2 separate regions of the Mus musculus genome follow, and region 1 is linked to region 2. The links are chromatin loops, found by intact Hi-C in ENCODE. Cell type or tissue: heart. All regions are shown on one strand. Links, peaks and the distances in the headings refer to the core of each region. The heading gives the core; the rest is flanking DNA.

What was found. Peaks named below come from ENCODE experiments on the same cell type or tissue, not always from the same donor. Only the 100,000 strongest peaks of a DNase experiment are listed, where the experiment ranks them.
Region 1: it touches region 2 in a loop (2.0-fold over the local background); 1 of 42 quality-filtered maps calls a loop at or near these places.

The regions. Positions count from the first base shown.
Region 1 is chr3:95,684,320-95,691,168 of GRCm38, reverse strand. Adamtsl4 (ADAMTS-like 4) reads left to right here and starts at 3,252. Exons shown (of 18, transcript NM_144899.3): 1 at 3,252-3,348; 2 at 5,616-5,713; 3 at 6,153-6,210; 4 at 6,471-6,808. The coding sequence starts at 5,694. In heart, for the core only: CTCF peaks have their summits at 1,557 and 3,279; DNase peaks (open chromatin) are centred at 1,798, 3,298, 4,178, 4,538 and 1 weaker place; H3K4me3 peaks cover 1,597 bases; H3K27ac peaks cover 3,754 bases.
Region 2 is chr3:95,817,354-95,824,202 of GRCm38, reverse strand. It overlaps Rprd2 (regulation of nuclear pre-mRNA domain containing 2), which reads left to right and starts at 5,250. Exons shown (of 11, transcript NM_001368178.1): 1 at 5,250-5,656. The coding sequence starts at 5,452. It overlaps Gm29948 (a long non-coding RNA gene), which reads right to left and starts at 5,323. Exons shown (of 2, transcript XR_375854.4): 1 at 5,073-5,323; 2 at 2,302-4,483. In heart, for the core only: CTCF peaks have their summits at 3,843 and 5,276; DNase peaks (open chromatin) are centred at 4,752 and 5,272; H3K4me3 peaks cover 2,425 bases; H3K27ac peaks cover 2,066 bases.

The DNA.
Region 1 (6,849 bases), core at 1,541-5,540, 130 kb after region 2:
ATGACCAAGGCAACTCTTTTTTTTTTTTTTTTTTTTTTTTTTTTTTTTTCAGAAATCTGCCTGCCTCTGCCTCCTGAGTGCTAGAATTAAAGGCATGCGCCACCATGCCTGGCTCCAAGGCAACTCTTTTTTTTTTTTTTTAAAGATTTATTTATTTATTATATGTAAGTACACTGTAGCTGACTTCAGACAATCCAGACGAGGGCGTCAGATCTTGTTACAGATGGTTGTGAGCCACCATGTGGTTGCTGGGATTTGAACTCCAGACCTTCAGAAGAGCAGTCGGGTGCTCTTACCCACTGAGCCATCTCACCAGCCCCCCAAGGCAACTCTTATAAAGGACAATATTTAACTAGGCTGGCTAGAGGTTCAGTCCATTATCAAGGCAGGAAGTGTGGCAGTGCCCAGCCTACACTGCACCTTCTGAAAGCTAGCTAGTAAAGTGGGACATCCTGTTTTGAGCAGAGTCTGATCAGTAGGGTTTTGTTGTCTGTTTGGGCCTTATGGAATAAAATAGTCTTGGCTGGCTGGCTGGCTGGCCAGATTATATAGTCTGATCTCCCTGCCTCCAATACCTGCTGGGATTACAGGTATGCAGCACCACACCCAGATCGGTCAGCACCCTTTGTCTTCAATTTGCTCCTTCCCTAGAGACGCTTTTGAGTGGACATCATCTATTTCTTGAATAATCTTCATGAAGCTACTTCTTAGCTTCTTCTTTAAAGATAGAGTCTCACTCTAACCTAGGTTGGTCTGGAACTCACTCTGTAGCCTAGGCTGGCCTTAGAACAATCCTCTTGCCTCAGGCTCCCAAATACTGGGATAGCAGGTATGAAGCACTAGGCCCAGGTTTCATATAATCTTTCTATAAAAAAGCAAAACAAAACAAAACAAAAGCCTTTTTTATGCATGAGACAGGATCCACAAATTTAAACTTACTCTTCCCAAGTTGCTGCGTCATCACAAAGTTCCCTGGACCACCAAGTCCAGGGGGGTTGACAGCTGTGTAGCTCTTTGGTACACAGCCATTTTTTAATGGACAGAAGTATTCAGCTCTCAGCAGTCAGAAATGTCAAAGGCAGCCCTTCCCTCCTCCCATCCTCCCCCTCCCTCCTCTTATCCTCCCCCTCCCTCCTTCCATCTTCCCCCTCCCTCCTCCCACTCCCTCCTCCCATCCTCCCCCTCCCCCCCCTTCCCTCCTCAAGGAGGTAGAACCCGTCTGTCCTGAAGCCAGTGTCCTTATAGGTAAGGGGCTGCTGATAACTGGGGTCAGCACTGAAAGCTGCCTGGCTTAAAAACCTCTTCCCTCCCCGAGGCAGGCGGACTGCCTTTGAACATTCGCCCTTGTGCCCGGCCTGAGTGAAGGGGCTTTCCCTGAGAAGACAGCTCTATCTATAAATACACCACGGGTTGGGACTGTGTGTCCACAGCCGTCCTTAGGGACGCCACACTTCCAGAGAGGGGTGTTAACCCATTGCTTTCCCAGGCTCTTCAGGACCAGACACAGGAACTGAGGAAGGTTAAGGAGAGACCCCTTGTGGAGGTGCTTGTCCTAAGAGAGTGGGAGGATTTGCTGAGAAACCAAAAAAAAAAAGTGCATGTTAAATTTCAAATAAAGTTAAAATCTGGATCATCCCAATACTGTATCCCAGACTCAGGCTAAGCAAGAGAAGTTCAAATTTGGGGTCAGCTTGGCTCCATAGCAAGTTTCCTGTCAATCGGCCCTACCGTGGCAGGACCTTGTCTAAATAACAAATAATATCTTTCTGCCTTGATCAGTGCTGGGAACGGCTGGGGACAGAACCCAGAGCATCCTGCATGCAAAGCTCTGCTTCAGCGCATTATTACACCCCCAGACATAGGGCTGTTTTATATACACACCCACTGCCTTGGGATAGACCCTGCTTCCACAGTTAACATGTCAGCTCCAAAGTGATCATTTCTCACTGGCAGGATCTGTTCAAACTAGACTTGGAGACTTAAGGACTTAAACTAGCTTCTGTGCCCTCAGCACAAAGTGTAACATATAGCCAAGAAACTAGGAAACATTAGCCGGGGGCACCAGGGCCCTCTGTTGTTTTATGGGTTGCAAGACAATATGTTGCTACAACTTCTGTATTTGAGTGTCTTGACATTGGTGGTGAGCCTGGCCTTCAATGGCTGAGCCATCTCTCTAACCTTGCTCTGGTATTTCATTGTTGAAACTAGGGTGGTCTCACTCTGTAGCCCAGCTTGCCCTAGAACTTGCTGGATTTCCCAGGCTGGTCTTGAACCAGTGGTTCCCCTCTCTTGCCTCAGCCTCCCAAGTGCTAAACATGCACTACCATTCCCTATATATTCTCCCCCACCCCCACCCCCCGCCCAGCCTCAGCTGGAATTCACCCTGAAGACCAGTCTAGTATCGAACAACCTATACGTTTTTGTTTTTCAAAGAAGTTACGAGGTTGGACAGGCAAGGCATAGGCAGGCCTTTAATCCCAACACTGCAGTAAGCAATAGCAGGTGGATCTCCATGAGTTGAAGGCTGGCCTGGTCTACACAGTTCAAGCCAGACAGGGCTACCGAGACCCTGCCTCAAAGACAAACAACAAACCAACAATCCATTAAAAGACATATGAATAGAATAAAAAGCATAAAAACTGAAAGCTGTTTTCATCCCTTCCCCACCCCTCCTCAGTCATTCTTCCACATGGAGATGGATAAACATTTCCAAGCCTAATATACACATCAAATTCTCCCATTCTACAGAGGACACTGCCGCATTGAAGTTGAAGTGCTCATGAAAGACCACAGAGCTGGCAAGTGCTCAAGCTGAAATTCAAATCCAAATTGTCTGACTCATAATTCAGCGTGCATTCCTCCCGCTAAGCTCCAGGGTGTAAAATTTTATGGATGAAGAAACCGAGGCTCAGAGAGGTCCCTGGCCATCAGAGCCACATGGTTCACTGCCCAGTATGGGAAAAGCGGAGGCGATGGCATTGGCTGCATGGAGGAGAGGGCCTTGGCTTGAGCAGATCTGAGTTTGCTCAGGGCTACATGGGTCTAGTTTGCAAATCCCCTTGCTGGTTCGGGGCTAGCCCAGGTTCTTCGAGGACAGGCTCCAACCAAAAGGAGCCTGCCAGAGTTGGTGGGGTCTCGAGCCCCGGGGCGGGCGCGGGAACCGTGTCCACAGCGTGGCTGCAAGCTCTTTAGCTGTACGGGGCACCCGGGGTGGGTGGTTGAGTCCGGCGCGTGGCGGGCGGGGCACGGGTGGCGTGGGGCGGAGCCTGCCGCGGGCGGCGCTGTCCTGGGGCTCCGGGCCGCGGTGGCCACTACCAGAGGCAGCTGGAGAGAGCGGGCGCAGAGAAGGTAGAACCTCCCCGACCCCCCGCCTGGGCTCTGACTGTCTCAGAACAGCGGACCCTAAGGCGAATTCCTGGGGAGGGGGTCTGGTCCCTGGGACTCCGAGTCCCATCACCCGGGCGAGGGCTTGTGCCAAGATTCCTATTAAGTCACATAGTGAAGTTGGAAAACATACCCAGGACCTCCCTGCACGCCGGCACAGCCGGCTCTTCCCTGAGGGGCTTCGGGAAGATGCGACCAGACGCCTGTACTCTGGGAACGCAGGGATAGGGTGTCCGGGAGGGATGCGGGTGAGTGCTCTTTGCACAACTCAATCTGTTGTGAGAGGTTGAGGGAAAAGACACCTGTTGGGATGTTTGGGGGGGGGGGGATGCCGTGAAAACCCTGGCATTCTGACAGGACAGCATCTCTCCTCTGCTAGCCCAGCCCTTACTAACCCTCCCTCCACCCGTCCACTCTGCATTGGCTCATTTGCCTGAAGTGAGCCTGGGGTGAAGGGGTTAGCACCCTGCAAGTCACTTTCCTTGGTGTCACTGGCCCACAAGGGGGTGTGACCAGGAGCAGCATAGGTTTGTGCTCAGCCAGGGTCCACCGTGACTTCAGGATGCCCACTTCCAACCTCATTTTCCTCACCCTGGGCGTGGAGAAAGGACAAACATACATTTGTGCGGGGGGGGGGGGGGGTGTCGGCTCCTGCTCCCCTATGCAGGGGAGGGTGGGGTGGACTTTTCCAGAGAGGGAGCCAGGCCTGGCCCTAGCCCCAGGAGTTCTCGTCACCCCCCACCCCTCACTTCTCCAGAGAGCTGCCAAAACCAGCTCAGGACAGGATTATGTGTACTGGGTAGACCACGGAGAGGCATCAGGGACAGACTGGAGGAGCAGAGAGGCGCAGAGGGAGGTGGAGAGGGGACCAGCATCAGACAGGTTGTGTCCATCACACACACCCCCCATCCTTCCAGCCTCACTGGGCAGGCAGAGGGCTGATGAGTGGGTTGAACAGGGCCACTCGTCCATCAGGGAAGTCGTAGATTCAGTGGCTGGCTCAACTGAAGAAGGACGTGGTGCCTTTTACCTCCTCCCTAGCTCCAAGAACTCAGCTCAGCCCATTTGGTCTCCTCCTCAAATTCCCAAGCCCTGGGGTCCCAGGGAGGGGGAGCAGGACCTAGCTTTGCCCCCCTCTCTGTCCTTTGCATGCCCTGATCTGGCCTACTTTGGCCAGCGATCCTTGGATTCTTCTCATGGTGCCATTCAAAGGCAGCAGAAACAGTGTTTTTCCTGGAAAGCAGAACTTAGATGGGATGAGGATGTGGGTAGGCGGGGCCTCAAAGAGAAGGCAGGGAATGGAGGATGGGGGTAGGGAGAGACAAGATTTGAGGACAGGTATGAAGACCCCTGCTACCCAGTGTTTACAGCTAGACTTAAGGGTGGACTTTCCAGGGATACGGGAGGGAGAACCTGGCAAGCATGGGCTGCTATGGCTACATCTCTCCTTCTTAGGTGTCCCAGTTTGGCTGAGCATTGTAAGGAAAAAAAAAAAAGCAGAAAACTAGTTGTACATGAGCTAAGTCACCCTGAGCCAGTGCCTTGTGGATGCTGGCACTCATGGGGAGGATAAGTCACTGCCTCTTCTCAGGAGATGAAGCCATTAACCCACTTAGTTTATCCCTTGGACAAAAAAAAATGCCCGGGGCAGCCTGTATGAGCCTTGTCCTCCGTAAGGAGCTTAGTTAAAAGGAAAAGAAACAAATGCTCTTGGGTTCTGTGAGCGGGAGGAGGTTGGTTTTCCTTTTTTTGTTGTTTGTTTGTTTGTTTTGTGATAGAGGTCCCATATCACCCAAGCTGAACCCCTTGAACTCCATCCCAACTGTGGAATTAAGGCTTGTGACCCCACCCCTGGTGCCCGGAGGCCTCTGGCTGGCCCCTCATGGGTGACTGGCATAGCCTGCCTCCTCTAGGCCCTAGAGCTCTAGGAGAAAGAAGCTCTGGCCCAAGCTGCCTATGCACAACCCCTACCCCCACCCACATCAGCCTCCAAAGGAGCTAAGTCCATCTTGGGCCATAGGGAGGAGACTAAACTGAACTAAGAGGCTGAGGTCAGACCCCCCACCCTCTAGCAGATGACAAAGACAACGTCCCTTCTTGCTCCCACCCTTAGGTCCTAAAGGGGTGGACCATTCCTCCCCCACCCCTCCAGGCTGTTGGTGTTGTGCTGAGACAGCCCTTCAGTCCCCCCAGATAGCTGGAGGGGTAACGCCATGCTCCTCCCTCCTCAGAGCACCCTCCAAGCCCCGATGCCAGAGTAGCCACCCTGTCCCCTGCTCCCCAGCCCAGGGGCAGTCACAGGAAGAGCAATGGAATCTTGGCTGGGCAGGTAAGAAAGAGGGGTAGCAGTGGAAAGGACCAGCTCTGTCTCCATTAGGGCAGGGAAGGGGCAGAGGGTAGCGGTGCACACCTGTAACTCAAGCAGAGGCAGGTGGATGCCTGTGAGTTTGAGGGCAACCTGGCCTACAGAGTGAGTTCCAGGACATTCAGAACTCAGAACTGTTACACAGAGAAACCCTGTCTCAACACACACACACACACACACAAACACACACACACACACACACACACACACACACACACACACGACACACGAGAGAGAGAGAGGGGGGGGGGGGGACACACACGCACACAGGAAGGGACTGTGAACTGTTGGAAGGGGTCTGGCAAGTGACAAGGGACGTCTGCTTCCTGAGAAGCTGGGTGGGGGCAGGCAATGTCGTAACACCTCTGGCTCCCTCTGATGTCCCCCACCCCTCGGTGTGCAGGCTCTGGCTGTGTATGATGCTGCTCCTGCCTCTCCCTCAGCCCTGCCAGGATCAGGAGGTGAGCCCGGGACAAGTGAGCCACTGCTACCCTGCCCAGGGTCCCTCCACTGTGCCCTGGCCTCCCCTGTAGGGTGGCTTCACATTCCCACTGGGAGACTTCGGCCCCTTGTATCAGGTTTGGCCCACCCAGACTGACTCCCTCTCTTAGTCTAATAACCTAGAAAAGGCTGGAGTTTGGCCCTACCTGTAAATGTGACCTTGGACAACGAATAACCCTTGAACCTTGAGACACTAATTCTGACCTTCTCCCCTCTGTAGCTGTTTGGACCTTCTCATCAGCTGCCATCAGAGGAGGGCCAGGTCCCTGAAGGCCTCTGGGGACCTTGGGGTCGATGGGCTTCCTGCTCCCAGCCCTGTGGGGTGGGGGTGCAGCGCAGGAGCCGAACATGTGAACTGCACCCAGCCCTACCCCTCCCTCCCCGACCCCCAAGACATCCAGAAGCCCACCGGCCCCGGGGCCAGGGCTCCAGACCCCAGACTCCACGGGATCCCCAGTCTCTGTATAGGCCACAGCCTCGGGGAAGGGGTGGCCCTCTTCGAGCTCCTGCTTCTCAAGTGGGGAGAGAGGAAACCCAGGAGCCTCAAGGGGCCCAGAGGTGAGGCTCTGAGGGCAGAGCAGAACAGGGGGTAATGGAAA
Region 2 (6,849 bases), core at 1,724-5,723:
TCTGTCTCTCTTTCTCACACACACACACACACACACACACCTTAAAAACTTTTGAAATTGGCTTATGTCATCAAGCCTTCCCCTATGTTAAACACTTTTCTAAGCACTCTACATGCACCAACTCATCTAATTATTAGGACAAATTGGAGAGGTTTTGAAAAGATTCCTGTACAGTGAAACCCTGTCTCAAAAAACAAACAAACAAAAATGTTCCTGGGGCCTGGAGAGATGGCTCAGTGGTTAAGAATGCTGGCTCCTCTCCCAGAGGTTTTGAGTTCAATTCCCAGCACCTACATGGTAGCTCATGACCATCTATCTATAAAATGATTTGATGCCCACTTCTGGCATGTCATTCCTATATTAAAAAAAAAAATTCTGGAGCAGGCTGTGGTGGCGCATGCCTTTAATCCCAGCACTCAGGAGGCAGAGGCAGGCAGATTTCTTTTTTTTTTTTTTTTAATTTTTTTTTAAAGATTTATTTATTTATTATATGTAAATACACTGTAGCTGTCTTCAGACACTCCAGAAGAGGGAGTCAGATCTTGCTACAGATGGTTGTGAGCCACCACGTGGTTGCTGGGATTTGAACTCTGGACCTTCGGAAGAGCAGTCGGGTGCTCTTACACACTGAGCCATCTCACCAGCCCAGCAGGCGGATTTCTGAGTTCGAGGCTAGCCTGGTCTACAGCGTGAGTTCCAGCACTGGCTGCTCTTACAGAGGACCAATACCCAGAGGCTCCCAAGCATCTGATTCTTACCTCCGAGGGCACCTGGCACACGAGTGATACACAGACACACTCGCACACACACATACACACACGCACGGGCAAGACATTCATACACACACATAAAATCTAATTAAAAATTAAAAACAAAACAAACAAAAAACCTAGCCCTCGCCGGGCAGTGATGTCACACACCTTTAATCCCAGCACTGGGGAGGCAGAAGCAGGCGGATTTCTGAGTTCGAGGCCAGCCTGGTCTACAAAGTGAGTTCCAGGACAGCCAGGGCTACACAAAGAAACCCTGTCTCAAAAAAAAACAAAAATCCCCAGAACAAAATTTCTGAAACCTCAGCTGCCAGTGAAAACACCTGAATTTCTGGCTGTTCTGGAATTCACTATGTAGACTAGGTTGGCCTCGACCTCTCAAAGATCTGTCTACCTCTGCCTTCTGAGTACTGAGATTAAAGGCATATACCACCATGCCTGGGCAAGCAGTCTGATATTTAGATATCTTGTGTGGGAGTCTGTGTGAGAAAGCTGTGAATATACTGTGAACCGTGGATGGCAGAGTGCAGAATGTTCTTCCCACGAGGTGGCCTTCTAGAAAGAATTGCATAAGCTGTGATAAGTGAATGCACTTGAAAGTCAGTACATGAAGGGGATGCCTGGCATGTCCACAATCTCTGCACAGGAAAGGCAAATCCTGGGAGGAATAGTCTTGACTCTTCACAGGACCAAAGATAAGACATAACATCAGGTGTATTCCCTTGCTGTCCTGTATTCATGTAGGCTAATGGTAAACATCACCTCACTTTAAAAAAAAAAATGGGACGTGCTTTGTTTACACTACTCTTGAGCTCTACAGTCTTGCTCTGAATCCATTACACCACCAGAAAAATGGAATGCTTAAGACCACAAATGGCAGTGGCAAAGCATTCAGTAAATCCCATCGTTCATGAAATGTGAGGTGCGTGTTTCTCTTTAAAGCCCAGCCCAGGTTTACACACTTCCAAGCCAGGCAAGACTACACAGTGAGACTTTTCTTTGTTTGTTTGTTTGTTTGTTTGTTTTTGCTTGTTTTGTTTTTCGAGACAGGGTTTCTCTGTAGTCCTGGCTGTCCTGGAACTCTCTGTAGCCCAGGCTGCAACTCAGAAATCCGCCTGCCTCTGCCTTCCAAGTGCTGGGATTAAAGGCATGCACCACCACTGCCCAGCACAATTAGACTATTTCTTTGGGAAGAAAAAAAAAAAAAAAAAAGAAAAAAGGCGAGCCAGGTGTGGCAGCTAGAGTCTAAATCCAGAAGCCCAGCTTCTATAGGGTAGAGATAGGAGGATGGCTGGAGCTTGCTGGCCACAGGCAAAACAACAAGGGATAAAACAGCAAGATCTGTGAAGTCCTCCCCTTGCATGTAAGAGTAAATGAACACAGACATAGACAGACATACCTGCCCCAAAAATGATCCCCCCCCCCATTAAAAGAGTTTGCTTACTGTTTCATTTAAAGATGGTTAGAATTTACCGAAGGCTGGCTATTGCTCAACCAAATCAAAATGGAGTCACATTAAAGGCCTACGTGATCAAGTGAAACTTGTTTATTTTAATCTCCCAAGAAACCAGTAAAGAGGTAAGAGTGAAATCTCCAAGCAGGTCATTTTCAGCTGGTATGATAAGGAAGTCCTGCTTTTAACCTTGGAAGGAAAATAACTTGAAAACAATCTGCTGTTAGTTGTTCCTTCTTTCCACAGCTCTTTTCTATTTGGAATACCAAACTTCCATTCAGCTCATCAGAATGTTCATTGCAGAGAATGAGAACTTGATTGTAGGATCATTAAGGTCTTTAAAAGTGTTGTAAAATTTAAAACAAGATTTATTAATAAATATGTATATGAGTACACTGTAGCTATACAGATGGCTGTGAGCCTTCATGTGGTTGTTGGAAACTGAATTTTAGGACCTCTGTCTATGGTGATTCCGTGTGTGAGCTAAGTGTGTCTGGAACAGGATCAAGCTGGCTTTCCTTATTGAGGAGCAGAAAATTGTGGTGAAAGCACAAGTACAGAGTCAGAAAGCAAAATAAATATGCAGCTTTTTATAAGTAATAAAAATCAAAGCTTGGAAGAAAGAAAGAGAATCCAAAGTGCAGACAGGCTTTTAAATCTCAGCACTTTGGCAGGGCAGTAGTGGCTCACACCTTTAATTTCAGCGCTTGGGAGACAGAGGCAGGTGGATTTCCGAGTTCAAGGCCAGCCTGGTCTACAGAGTTCCAGGACAGCCAAGACTGCACAGAGAAACCCTGTCTCGGAAAACCAAAACAAACAAACAAACAACAACAACAAAAAACCCACCTCAGCACTTGGAAGGCAAGGAGATAGGATCTCCTGAATTGGAGGCCAGACTCTACAGAGCAAGTTTCAGGATAGCCAGGGCTACACAGAGAAACTTTAGCTCAAAAGAAACAAAAACAAACCCAAAGTCAGTACAGTGGCTTTCAATGCCCTACATGAGCCCTCTTTGCTTCTCACCTCTTCTGTCTCTTATCTTAGTGGCTTTCTCATCCTCTGCCAGTCACACTGGCTTCCTTCTTCTTCCTCTAAAATGTTTCAACAGTCCTGGTTTAGGGACTCAGCACTTGGTGTTCTTTTGCCAGCTCTTCTTCCCTCCCCTCATATGTGCTTGGTTGCTTTTTTCTCAATCTCTTTTTAAAAACTGGATCACACCATTATTCATATACACAGTCTTTCTCCTTTAATCTTACTCCATACCTCTTTATGACTCCTTACTCCCTGACACATGCTTGTGGTTTGGTCCTGATACCAAATCAAGGCGGAGTAATTTTTGTCTGCTTTGCCATCATTTCCCTAATCCTAAAACAGTTCTTGGCACAGAGATATTAATTTTAAATGATGAAACAGGCTCCTTGCCTCAAAAACCTTTCCGTTGAGTTGGCATAATTAAAATGAAGTTCCTGTGTTCAATAGGAATACATGAACGTCCAATCTTCTCAAAAGATTCACACAGGCAGATGAGAATGTAATGGTTAATTTTTTAAAAAGATTTTCTTTATTATTATATCTAAGTACACTGTAGCTGTCTTCAGACACACCAGAGAGGGCGTCAGATCTTATTAAGGATGATTGTGAGCCACCATGTGGTTGCTGGGATTTTAACTCAGGACCTTTGGAAGAGCAGTCAGTGCTCCTACGTGCTGAGCCATCTCTCCAGCCCATAATGGTTAATTTGAGGCTGTGCTAATAAACACAATACTCAAGACTCTTGTAAACTGTAACGCACAGGGCAGTGGTGGTGCACGTCTTTAATCCCAGCACTTGGGAGGCAGAGGCAGGTGGATTTCTGAGTTCGAGGCCAGCCTGGTCTACAGAGTGAGTTCCAGGACGGCCAGGGCTACACAGAAAAACCTTGTCTCGAAAAAACAAAAACAAACCTATAACGCATTACGAAATTGTGATGTTACTACCTAGCAAAGAAGCCACACCTTGTCAATTACTCTTTCCTCGCTTCGAAGACTTTTCAGAGAAATTTTCGTTTAACTTTTATTCCCTCTTTCTAGAATGCAGTCGGTCGGCTGGCTGTGAACGGTGTCATCGCAGTCGGGCGTGTAGCATAGGTTAGTCAAGGAGTGCCTAGAGAACAGCTAACAGGGCCTGACGCATGCGCGTCTTCCCCCACTCCGCAAGACGTGCCAGCCATTTTGTCGCGTGTAGGTCCCCGATGGCGGGGTGGCAGGGAACGCAGCTGCAGCTGTCAAAAACAGTAGCCACAGAACGGTGGGCATTTCCCATCCTAGTGTGAATTAAAGGCTCCCAGGGAGCAACCCCGCCATGAAGCCAAAAGCAGGGCCGAGCACTGAACTGGGGTCTAGTAACGTCCTAGGCTCCGGAGCGCCTCAATCCTGCCTCCCCAGGTTTTCCTCCCAACCCGCTAGGCGCAGACCTAACGCGCAGGCGCACAGAGAGACGCAGCGCCTCCTCCGCCTTCAGGTCCCGACGCGCTTCTCCGACCCCCTTCCCTGATTGGTCGAATCGCAGCGCCATCACGCCCCCTCGGCCCCCGTGCTCAAGATTGAGGAGGAAGCGGAGGGGCGGGGCTTCCGTGCGCGTGCGCATTTCTTCTGCTGGTCTATTGCTGCTATTGCGTTGCAAAAAAAAAAAAAAAAAAGAAAAAAGAAAAAAAAAAAAAAGAAAAGAAAAAAAAAAAAAGAAAGAAAATTTTCTGCCTAGGTAGCTTTGGGCCTTTCCTGTGGTAGAAAATCTAAAGGCAAAGCTCTCTGCAGCCGAAGGGACGGCGGAGTAGCGTTTCGTCTTCGGTACCAAGGCCGCCCTGGGCTCACCGGAATTTGGCCAACGGGATGAGGGAAGGGCCTTAAGAGTTGAGGAGCGTAGAGGCTAAAAGCCTTAGTTGTCGGCGCCGTCGCAGGTTCTGTCTCCTCCGTAGTCGTCTCCCGACTCCCGGTTTAAACACCACCCCCGAGCCATACTGACAGTCCTCCGCGGCCGCGGCCCCTCCTCGCAGCGTGTGGGAGCCGCCAGCGCGCCCAGCAGCTAGCCCTCCTGCCGCCAGAGGAGCCTAGCGCGTGCAGCGTCCCCACCCCCTGGCCGCCCTCCCCTCCTGCTGCTTTCACGCACTCGCACTGATTGTTTTGCCCGCTCCCGCCGCCGCCGCCGCCGCCGCCGCCAGAGGACCAGAGGCGCTTGTGCAAACCGGGGAAGATGGCGGCCGGCGGCGGCGGAGGCAGCAGTAAGGCCTCCTCCTCGTCGGCCTCGTCCGCAGGGGCCCTGGAGTCTTCGTTGGATCGAAAATTCCAGTCGGTGACCAACACCATGGAATCCATTCAAGGCTTGTCGTCCTGGTGTATAGAAAACAAGAAACACCACAGTACAATCGTCTACCATTGGATGAAGTGGCTCCGGAGATGTGAGTGTGGGGGCGACTAGGAAGGGGGAGGCTGGAGAGATGGAGAAAATGCGGCCCCCAAAACACTCTGGGGTTTGCCCACCGAGCTGCTGCATTCAGTTGGGGTTCACATTAAAGATCGGGCGCGAGTGTTCCCTAGCCCAGACTCCATCCTAGGCACGGTTGCCCTGCTCTGCAGGGGGCTCATTGCTTGGAATTTTTCAGCCTCACATTTGGCGTGACCTTGGGCCGTTGGGCCTAGACCCGTAGAGATTTTCGCGTTTCCTTCCGAGCCCTGGAAGGTGTGTTGTTGATTATCCTGAACCTTCACGGAAATGGTCGCGTCCGTTTATTTCTTACAGGCCTTGACGTGTTAATGATCTCTGGGTTTCCTGTTGGCTAGTCAAGCCATGGTTTAAGCTGTCCACTTCCCTGAAATATGTTAGACCAGGCAGTGTTTTCCGCCGACGTGAAACTTGGGATATGTCTAGAAAGGGGCCTTCTCTTGATGACTGTGGGTGAAACTTGGCGTGTGTTTTAAGGAGGCTTTCCCTGGATGAATGTGAAGCAATAGGAACTCTACAGAGCTGTGAGGCGACCACCTGTTTTCCTTTTACCTGTGTTTGCAACACTAAAATACAGACCACGGGATACTGACGAGACACAACTGCGAGACTGTAATCATCATTGGTACCGAAGTATAAAATATATCCGGCCACTTTTTAATCTCCTGAAGCACACTTTACAGAATTGAGTTTGTTTGCATAGGCAATCAAAATGGGAAATGTGAATTTTAAAATATATTTATCTGTTTTAGATATAACCCCCATCTCAAGTATACTTTTTTTTTTCAACCTGTGTGGTTCTCCCCACAACACTGCTTTAATACAGAAAAGAGGTCTTCTAAAATATGAATTGTTAAACTGGGCGTGGTGGCCCATGTCGTTTCAGAGGCTGAGGCAGGAGGATTGCTGAAAGTTTGAGGCCAGCTTGTTCTACCCAGTAAATTTTAAGCAATTATAACCCCAACTCCATACATATTTATTCAAGTTGTTTGCTTCCTATCTATATAGCCTCTTGCCAGTGGTACTCAGTTAACAGTTTTCTTATTCCATGTCTGTCTTCGCTTCTATAATATTTTTTGAGTTTACTTGTTAGTGAACAAGTGGATAAAACTTCAAAATTATAGGCCCCAAATTTAAAATCTTTTGTAT